Regions from separate parts of the Homo sapiens genome. Here region 1 is linked to region 2. Evidence: read pairs that join two places in POLR2A ChIA-PET (ENCODE). Cell type or tissue: PC-9. All regions are shown on one strand. Each heading gives the region's core, and the rest is flanking DNA. Links, peaks and the distances in the headings are about the cores only.

Region 1 (5,307 bases), core at 455-4,454, 1.2 Mb after region 2:
CAACAGCTGCAAGTGTCTACAAAGATGTACATACAAGGATTTGACTGCCACAGTGTACACCAAAAACAGAAACAAAGACTATGAATATATTAATACTCACTGCATGTAAGAGAACAGCCACACTACACAATATTATTCAGGCATTTTTAAAAATGCAGACAACTGATATGGAAACCTCTCCAAGACAAGTGAAAAAAATTCAAACAATATAATGGCATCTGTTAAAACACACAAGCTTGTGTGCACAAGCATTTACACAAGGAGAGTGAAAGATGTACACTAAATTGTTGACAAGGTTTAGATCTGAGAAGGAGGGTGATGTATAATTGGAAATATTCATGTTTTATGCTTTATTCTCCTGTACTTAAAAACTACATTGTCTAGGCCCGGCATGGTGGCTCACACCTGTAATCCCAGCAGTTTGGGAGGCCGAGACGGGCGAATCACGAGGTCAGGAGATCGAGACCATCCTGGCTAACACGGTGAAATCCCGTCTCTACTAAAAATACAGAAAAATTAGCCGGGCATGGTGGTGGGCGCCTATAGTCCCAGCTACTTGGGAGGCTGAGGCAGGAGAATGGCGTGAACCTGGGAGGTGGAGCTTGCAGTGAGCCGAGATCGTGCCACTGCACTCCAGCCTGGGCGACAAAGCGAGACTCCGTCTCAAAAAAAAAAAAAAAACTACATTGTCTAAGTAATAAGACAGACTAGGCCAGACGCAGTGGCTCATGTCTGTAACCCCAGCACTTTGGGAGGCCGAGGCAGGTGGATCACTTGAGGTCAGAAGTTTGAGACCAGCCTGGCCAATATGGCGAAACCCCATCTCTACTAAAAATACAAAAATTAGCTACTCAAGAGGCTGAGGCAGGAAAATCACTTGAACCCAGGAGGCAGAGGTTGTGGTGAGTGGAGATGGCGCCACTGCACTCCAGCCTGGGGGACAGATTGAGACCCTGGTCTCCAAAAAAAATAAAAATAAAAAAAAAAATAAGAAAAAAAGAGAGAGAGAGAGAGAGAGAGAGACTGGGCACTGGACCACATCAAAACACCTCTCTTTACCTCGTATTATCCATTTGATCCTGAGAAATTCACTTAAACTCTCTGACCTTCCAACCTGGAGTGCAGTGGCACAATCATAGCTCACTGCGGCCTTGAATTCCTAGGCTTAAGTGATCTTCCCACTTTAGTCTCCTCACTAGCTAGAAGTACATGTGCATGCCACACCAAGTTAATTTTTTTTTGAGATGGGATCTTGCTATGTTGTCCAGGCTGGTAACTCCTGGCCTCAAGTGATCCTGCCTGCGCCAGCTGAACTTCTGTTTTCTCAAGTACTTCAGGATTGCTGTTCAGATCAAGTAAGATGTTTATAAAAGCACTCTGAAGGCAGGCTGTCAACCTACTTATTTTTGCATATTGATTGCAATGGGATATAAGCTCAATGAGGGAGGAACATAGTCTTTCTTGATCATTGTAACAGCCCCAATCAGATAACACAGTCCACCACATAATAGGTACTCAATATTTTGTTACATAATATGATATAATATTATATTACAGCTCAATATTTGTTCAATGAATAACTTATTTCCTTGGCTCATAACTTTACCTACTTCTAATGCTTCCATTTTCAAGCAAATTCACAAAAGAGGGCTATCTTTATTAAATATCAGTGTGTATGAGGAGGTTTCTAGGACAAGTGAAGATAATTTACACAGAAGACAAATAATAGAGGGAAAGAGCCAGAGCACATGCTTCAAGAGGAGAATACAGTATTTCCTATCGGGAAAATAAAGAGGAACAACTTAACTGGAACGAGAAGATTTCTACTAGAAGATAAAGGAAAATGATGGGGGGAAAAGGGGATGTAGGATTATACTGGCCCACAGGCCACTAGTTTACAGCCTCTGACTAGATGGTGAAAGAGTCTGAAAATGAGTCAAAAAAAATGCAGAATTTATTCTGTAGGCAAAGAAGAATGCTTGACTACTCAGGCAGAAATACGACACAATAAAATCCATGTTTCAGAACCATTAACACTAGATGGATTGACCAGAAGAAAGAGACAAAGGGCAAGAAAAGATATTACAAGAACCTAGGAATAAAGCCACTGGGGTCAAATTAGAAGAGAAAAAAGAAAGGAGGTGACAGAGGTAAACCAGAGTGCCGAAGAATTAAAAAAAAAAAAAATCATTTAAAAAATGTGAAGTGTCTCTGGAATAATGAATCCCATCACACCTTCTTACAAATATGGAAATCAAGACTCAGACAGATCAATATTTGCCTAAGATCATAAGCTAATGGCAGCAGAGTAAAAATCTCAACAGGTCTTTAATATAGCTCAATATTCTTTCAATAACACAATAACTTTCAACCTACAGGTATTAGCTAAATGGAAATTAAGTGTGGAAAGAAAAAAGTCAGGAGTCTCTTCAGGGTTTCAAGTATTTCAAACATGAGAAAACAATGATGCCACCAAGAGAACTGACTAAATCAAATGGGAAAACTGATCTATGAGGGAAAATGTCTTGTTCTGGACAAGATGATTTTGATGTAATAACAGGAAATCTAAGTAGCAGCATCTAGTATGATACAGATATATGACTACATTCACTACAGGCTTTCTTTATCCAAGTTTTCCAGGATGAAAGTTATACATATTCCTCCCCATAGTTACAGCTCAAGCATTTTTCCAGAAGATGCTCTAACGAATTACACAAGAACACGGAGTCTGACCCCCATGTTAACAAGTATACCTTAGACATGAGTATAGGGTGAAGAGAAATGGGGCACATTGTGCATACATAACGCTGCTGCTTTTCTACCACTTCCCAATTTCTTAACTGCCTCTTCCCACTTGTATATGTTCCAGCTCCAAACCTATTTTTCCCAAAGTAAAGATAAATCATGATATTTTTCTACCTTTTTGTAATTTTCTTAAGAACATAGGAAATATTTTTATAACCATTTCTGACCCTAGATATGCAAAGAAAACTAGAAAAAGTTAAAACAAGAGGTCTTATCACACAAAGACTATGGTGTACTATCTAACTGGAAAGAGAGAGAGAATGAGAATATATACACAAATGAGATAAATTTTTTTTCAATAGTACAGAAAGCAGGTGCTATACTGGGGTTCAGAGGCTAAATTGTTACAGGGTAAGGCAATCACATATAGTAAGCCAGATAGGATTTAAATTTGTAGAGAGGAGAAAGAATATTGCAGGCAGAAGAAAAGAGTGTAAACAAAAATGAGAAGCATGCGAGGGAAAGAAAGGAGTGAGACGACAATAAGTAAATCAGTTTGGTCAAACAAGAGAACCAGGCCAGACATGGTGGCTCACGCCTGCAATCCCAACACTTTGTGAGGCCATAGCAGGAGGATCACTTGAGGCCAGGAGTTTCAGGCTTCAGTGAGCTATAATGACACTACTGCACTTCAGTCCTGCATGACACAGCAAGATTCTGTCTCCAAAAAAAAGGAAAAGAAAAAACAACTTATACGATTTATTCATTCAAGGGAGAAGTAGCCTGGGTAAGTATTTTAGATTTTTCAGTACAGGTATAAACAATACAGAACCACCACAAGTTTTGCGTAGGAACAAAATGGCAAGTTGATTCCCACTCAGAAATGACTACCTTCTTCTCCACATTCGATCTCAAATGTCACTTCATCGAAAATTTTCTCCATTTGTTTCTTTTGTTTCCATCAGGAAACAAGAGCTCTCGTATAAAAAATAAATAAATAAAATAAAAATTTTCAGCCAGGCGCAGTGGCTCACACCTGTAATCCCAGCACTTTGGAAGGCCAAGGTGAGCAGGAGTTCAAGACCAGCCTGGCCAACATGGTAAAATCGTGTCTCTACTGAATATACGAAAAAATAGCCAGGCGTGGTGGCAGGCGCCTGCAGTCCCAGCTACTCGGGAGGCTGAGGCAGGAGAATGGCGTGAACCTGGGAGGCGGAGCTTGCAGTGAGCCGAGATCGCGCCACTGCACTCCAGCTTTACAAGTCATATTATCTGAGTAAAATCAACACATATCTTTATTTTTGATCCTGCAAGCCAAAAAAGTTTATGAGACCATGTATTCTCAAAATGCTCTGGCCGGGCACGGTGGCTCATGCCTGTAATCCCAGCACTTTGGGAGGCTGAGGCAGGTAGATCACCTGAGGCCAGGAGTTCAAAACCAGCCTGGCCAACATGGTGAAACCCTGTCTCTACTACAAATACAAAAAATTAGCCGGGCATGGTGGCACGTGCCTGTAATCCAGCTACTTGAAAGGATGAGGCAGGAGAATCGCTTGAACCCAGAAGGAGGAGGCTGCAGTGAGCTAAAATCAAGCCATTGCACTCCAGCCTGGGGAACAAGAGCAAAACTCTGTCTCAAAAAAAAGCTCTAATCCTTTAATCCTATATAGGTTAAAGTAAAACACTAATGAGCTTTTAGAAGTTCCCTTAATGAGTAAGAATCAGCTAGAAAGCATTTAGGTCTTGCCTAAAGGTTGAACTCATCACATGTTAAAAAATATTTCCAGTGGCCGGGCGTGGTGGCTCATGCCTGTAATCCCAGCACTTTGGGAGGCCGAGGTGGGCAGATCATGAGGTCAGGAGATCGAGACCATCCTGGCTAACACGGTAACCCCGTCTCTACTAAAAATACGAAAAAAAAATTAGCCAGGTGTGGTGGCAGGCGCCTGTAGTCCCAGCTACTAGGGAGGCTGAGCCAGGAGAATGGTGTGAACCCGGGAGGCGGAGCTTGCAGTAAGCCAAGATCACACCACTGCACTCCAGCCTGGACGACAGAGTGAGACTCCATCTCAAAAAAAAAAAAAAAAAATTTCCAGTGACAGAGAAAAATATTTCCAGTGACAGAGATTTTGTAATTCTTTGTAAATGTGCTTGATGTTTGTGGTTAATCGCCTGTATAAAGAATATTTTTAGGCTGGGCACAGTGGCTCAGGCCTGTAATCCCAGCACTTTGAGAGGTCAAGGCAGGTGGATTACGTGAGGCCAGGAGTTAAGACCAGCTTAGCCAACATGGTGAAACCCCATCTCTACTAAAAATACAAAAATTAGCCAGGCGTGGTGGTGGGTGCCTGTAATCCCAGCTACTTGGAAGGCTGAGGCATGAGAATCACTGGAACTTGGGAGGTGGAGGCTGCAGTGAGCCAAGATTGTGCCATTGCACTCCAGCCTGGGAGACACATCAAGACTCTGGTCTCAAAAAAAAAAATTATTGTTTTCAAGTTTTCATTTCTTACTATTGTGTTCAATGAATTACATCCTCCAAATGATGTATTTATAACTCCA
Region 2 (5,307 bases), core at 741-4,740:
GTGAGGAATCCTGGTGCCATGGGAACATTCAGCAGGGATGTGTAGCCTATCAGGGAAACAGATGGGATCAAGAGGAAGTGACGCTCGGGCCAGCGGGAGGGTGGGGAGTGGACGTTCAGTTTGAGTGAACTAATAGGTGAAAGCCCTGAGACAGGAAAGACTGCATCATGTCAGAGGAACTGCAAGGCAGGAGTGTGGCCTGAGGGCCAGGAAGGGTCTGGGGTGAGGCCTGAAGGTCTTCTGGACCTATACACAAGGTGTGGATTTGGGCCTATTACCTAAGGGCAATGGAAAAAAGGAACATTTTTAAGAAGGGGAGAGAGATAATCAGATTTGCATGTTTAAGGCCGGGCACGGTGGCTCACGCTTGTAATCCCAACATTTTGGGAGTCTGAAGGGGGTGGATCACCTGTGGCCAGGAGTTCGAGACCAGCCTGGCCTACATGGTGAAACCTCGTTTCGGGTAAATATACAAAAAATTAGTCAGGCATGGATGGTGGGTGCCTGTAATCCCAGCTACTTGGGAGGCTGAGGCAGGAGAATCGCCTGAATCCAGGAGGCAGAGGTTGCAGTAAGCCTAGATCACAGCATTTAACCCCAGCCTGGGCAACAAGAGTGAAACTCCATCTCAGAAAAAAGAAAAAAAAAAAAAAGATTTGCTTGTTTAAGAGACCATCCTGTCAGCAGCCTGGAGACTGGGTGGGCACCAATGGGCAGGTGCGGTGAGGCGATGGGGAGAAACAGTGAGGTCTTGTGGTTACCCTGTGGTGTAGCTGCCTCGGGGACTGAGAGAAGTGGGTGGGTTCAAGAGATGCTTTGGAGGTAAAACTTGGGTTAACTAGTTAGACGTAGGCAGTAAGTGGGAGGGAGGCTAGGAGTCTGATTTCCAGGTTTCAGACCTAAACCTTTGGATGGCAACACTGGGCAAGGAGTTGGTTCTCATCAGAGAGGCAATAGGATTACGAGTTCAGCTTTGAGATTCTTCCGCATTGTCCAAATGGGAGGAGCTCTAAGTTAGCATTTCATTTACAAAAATATGGAGAAGTCATGAAGAACATTCAAAATACGACTCAGAATCACAGTGTTTGGCATTGGTTGTTGAAATTTGGCTATTACATAGGTTATAACGCCCTTCAGCAAAGTTCTTTGGAACAACCAGCTCATTCTAGCATCTCTGAAACTCAGAAGCACCAAATATCAAACGATCATTTGAGGACCTGGGAAGTAAAGTGAGGCTGAGTGGAGGTTACACCTCTTCCCCAGGCTGTGGGCTCCCCAAAGGCAGGGACCTCTCGCCTTTGTATCACCCACTTTGAGCACAATGTGACTCGCATGTTTACTTATTAAACTTGCAGGCGGGATGTGGAATGAATGTTGAAAATGTTTAAATTAGAGAGAAGCCTGTTTGGATGTGGTTATCGTTCATTAACCTTTCACAGTTTCCTTTCTCTCAAAGTTAATGTGTAAATGAAGGTACTAAAACTTTCAAGTTAAAAAAAATATTTGTAGAGAACAGAATTAGGTTAGCAGTTGAAGGATTGGTGTGATCACATTTCTCCTCTTCAGGGAGCCTAATCACCTACCTAAACCTCAGAAGGGGAGGACTGATGTCCCTGACATTTATGTAGGCTGTAGAAATAATGCTAGGTGGTCCGGGCATGGTGGCTCACACCTGTAATCCCAGCACTTTGGGGGGCTGAGGTGGGTGGGTCGCTTGAGCCCAGGAGTTCAAGACCAGCCTGGCCAACATGGTGAAACCCCCCTATCTCTACAAAAAATACAAAAATTAGCCAGGCATGGTGGCAGGTGCCTGTAATCCCAGCTACACAGGAGGCTGAGGCAGGAGAATTGCTTGAACCCTGGAGGCGGAGGTTGCAGTGAGCTGAGATCGCCCCACTGCCTTCCGGCCTGGGCGACAGAGCCAGACTCTGTCTCAAAAAAAGAAAAAAAAAAAGGGCAGGGCACGGATCACCTGAGGTCAGGAGTTCAAGACCAGCTTGCCCAACATGGCAAAACCCTGTCTCTACTAAAAACGAAAAATTAGCTGGGCGTGGTGGCTCTCACCTGTAATCCCAGCACTTTGGGAGGCTGAGGTGGGCAGATCACAACGTCAGGAGATCAAAACCATCCTGGCTAACACGGTGAAACCCAGTCTCTACTAAAAATAAAATTTTAAAAAATAGCTGGGCATGGTGGCAGGCGCCTGTAGTCCCAGCTACTCGAGAGCCTGAGGCAGGAGAATGGTGTGAACCGAGGAGGTGGAGCTTTCAGTGAGCCAAGATCGCACCACTGCACTCCAGTCTGGGCGACAGAGCGAGACTCCGTCTCAAAAAAAAAAAATAAAAATTAGCCAGATGTGGTGGCAGGCGCCTGTAATCTCAGCTACTCGGGAGGCTGAGGCAGGAGAATTGCTTGAACCCAGAGGGCAGAGGCTGCAGCGAGCCGAGATTGCACCTGGGTGACAAGAGCCTGGGCGTCAAGAGCGAAACTCCATCAAAAAAAAAAAAAAGAAGAAGAAAAGAAGGGGAGGGGAGGGGAGAGGAGGGAGAGGGGAAGGGGAGGGGAGAGGAGGGAGAGGGGAGGGGGAGGGGAGGGGAGTAGGGAGGGGGGAGGGGAGGGGAGGGAAGGGAAGGGAGGAGAAAGAGAGAGGAAGAAAAAGAAAGAAAGAAAGAAGGAAGGAAGGAAAGGGAAGGGAAGGAAGGAAAGAAGGAAGGGGAGGGAGGGAGGGAAAGAAAGAGAAGGAAAAAGAAAGAAAGAAAAGAAAAGAAAGAAAGGAAGGAAAGAAAAGGAGGGAGGGAAAGAGAAAGAAAAGAGAGAGAGAAAGGAAAGGAAAGAGAGAGAAAGAAGGAAGGAAGGAAGGAAAGAAAGAAAGAAAGAAAGAGAAAGAAAGAAAGAAAGGAAGGAAGGGAGGGAAAATAAAGAACTGCTAGGAAGAGCTAACTTTCTAAATGCTTTGGCATGTGTTACCAACACATGACAATGATAGATCAAATGTTATAATTGGAATCCTACTTTCCTACTAGTTCTAGAAACTGGGCATGTAAAGATTTCTGGCTTCTCCTTGATCTTGTATGGACTGTACCTCATGTTAATTTGTTTGCCTTTCAGACTTCCTGCATAGGAATTAGTCACCTGAAAACTAACCCTTTAATACAGGAAATAGAGCTGCTATTTGAGAAACCTTTTGATGAATCGTTTTGCAAATTAGTTTTGCAACGTGAATAACCATCTTTTATTTTGAAACAGGGTCTCACTCTGTCTCAAAATGAGTGAGAGTGCAGTGGCTGGAATGCAGTGGCTTGATCTTGGCTCACTGCATCCTCCGACTCCCTGGCTCAAGGGATCCTCCCACCTCAGCCTCCCAAGTAACTGGGGCTATAGGTGTGCCCCACCACACCCAGTTAATTTTTGTATCTTTTATAGAGACAGGGTCTTGCTCTGTTGCCCAGCTGGTCTGAAACTCCTGAGCTCAAGCAGTCCACCTGCTTCGGCCTCCCAAAGTGCTAGGATTATAGGTGTGAGCTACTGCGCCCACCCCCATCTTCATTTTTTTAAAGGGAGTTTTTAATTGTTTTCAAATTGGACTTTTCTAATGCTGTTTAGACTAGTGACCTTTTATGTGTCAGAAATCAAATGTAAAGCATGGCTGACCTTTTTTTTATTATTATTATTATTCCCCAGAAACAAGATCTCACTCTCTCACCCAGGCTGGAGTGCAAGTGGCATGATCTCAGCTCACTGCAACCTGTGCCTCCTAGGCTCAAGGGATCCTCCCACTTCAGCCTTCCAAGTAGTTGGAACTTCAGGCACATGCCACCATGCCCAGCTAATTTTTGTAATTGTTAGTTTTTGTAGAGATGGGATCTTACTTTGTTGCCCAGGCTGGCCTTGAACTCCTGGCCTCAAGCAATCCTCCTGCCTCAGCCTCCCAAAGTGCTGGGATTACAGGCATGAGCCACTGTGTCTGGCCTGAGCTCTTATATTAGCATCTTGTTCTTGGAAATATAGAAGGATTATACAAAACATTCAAACTATGTCTTGAAATCCCAGGTGTCTGACAGTAACCACTGGGATAAAAGCTAATCCTATCCCAACAAACCCCAACACATAATCTGGATTCCCGCTTGCATTACATGTGCTCTATTTTTATGTATGTATGTATTTTTTGAGACAGAGTCTCTGTCGCCCAGGCTAGAGTGCAGTGGCGCAATCTCAGCTCACTGCAACTTCCACCTCCCCGGTTCAAGCGATTCTCCTGCCTCAGCCTCCCGAGTAGCTGAGATTACAGGTGCACACCACCATGCCCAGCTAATTTTTGTATTTTCAGTAGAGACAAGGTTTCACCATGTTGGCCAGGCTGGTCACGAACCCCCAACCTCAAGTGATCCGCCCGCCTCGGCCTCCCAAAGTGCTGGAATTACAGACATGAGCCACCGCGCCCGGCCTGCATTACATGTGCTTTAAATAAGCGAGTCATCCGCTGAGATTTGGAGAGCCTTTAACCATACAAATATCTTCTGTTGTTAGGGCAGTTATTATGAAAACATTTTAAAGATTCAGATGTTATTTCATAGGTACTTTATCATTTCGAAATTTGACCTATACAAATATTGTTTCCAATGAGATTTTAAAAAATAAAAACAGAACTATAATCCCAGACAACAGGGAGGCTGAGACAGGAGGATCGCTTGAGCCCAGAAGTTTGAGACCAGCCTGGGCAGCAAAGCAAGACCTCCATTTCTACAAAAAATTAAAACTTAGCCAGCCATGGTGGCATGCAACTGCAGTCTCAGCTACTCCGGAGGCTGAAGGACAAGGATTGCCTGAGCCCAGGAATTTGAGGTGCGGTGAGCTGTGGTGGCACCACTGCACTCCAGCCTGGGCAACAGAGGGAGAACCTGTTTCTAAAAATAAATAGAGCTCTCGCCATGGCAAAGCAAGGCACAGCTACAGCCCCTTTCTCTCTCTCAAAGAAAAGGCCAAACTCAGCCAGGGTCGTGCTGTAATTCTAGGCAGTCAAGGCTTTACCTGTAGGTGGTGGTTACTACCCTGGCCCTGAGAGTGGGAGAAACTGCCTGGCTTCCAGTGAAATGACCCCTTCCTGTCCCCCTTTTCCCTGTAAGGGTTCATAGCATCTCCTCATAGCATAGATTACTTACTACTTGAGGGAAACAGAGGGTCTGCCTGGGTATCGCACAGTACTGTGTAATGCAGCAATGTAATTATCACTGTGTAATGCAGTTTTGTATGGAAAATTAGTTCAGGTTCCCAACAGCAAACTGTTGAAATTCAGCCTGTTTTAGTTTG

The links. ChIA-PET counts read pairs that join two places held together with the same protein. Peaks named below come from ENCODE experiments on the same cell type or tissue, not always from the same donor. Only the 100,000 strongest peaks of a DNase experiment are listed, where the experiment ranks them.
Region 1: POLR2A ChIA-PET joins it to region 2 with 16 read pairs; 1 of 35 experiments calls an interaction of 5 or more read pairs at or near these places.

Annotation. Positions count from the first base shown.
Region 1 is chr7:139,385,932-139,391,238 of GRCh38, reverse strand. The region is part of intron 3 of FMC1-LUC7L2 (FMC1-LUC7L2 readthrough); the gene reads right to left. All of the region lies in intron 2 of LUC7L2 (LUC7 like 2, pre-mRNA splicing factor), which reads right to left. Among named protein-coding and RNA genes, the nearest start is that of LUC7L2, 29 kb to the right of the region's middle. In PC-9, for the core only: no CTCF peak of the experiment used is centred there; no DNase peak of the experiment used is centred there; H3K27ac peaks cover 778 bases.
Region 2 is chr7:140,589,246-140,594,552 of GRCh38, reverse strand. All of the region lies in intron 3 of DENND2A (DENN domain containing 2A), which reads left to right. Among named protein-coding and RNA genes, the nearest start is that of DENND2A, 49 kb to the left of the region's middle. RefSeq lists enhancers at 1-224, 162-662. In PC-9, for the core only: no CTCF peak of the experiment used is centred there; a DNase peak (open chromatin) is centred at 3,142; H3K27ac peaks cover 1,447 bases.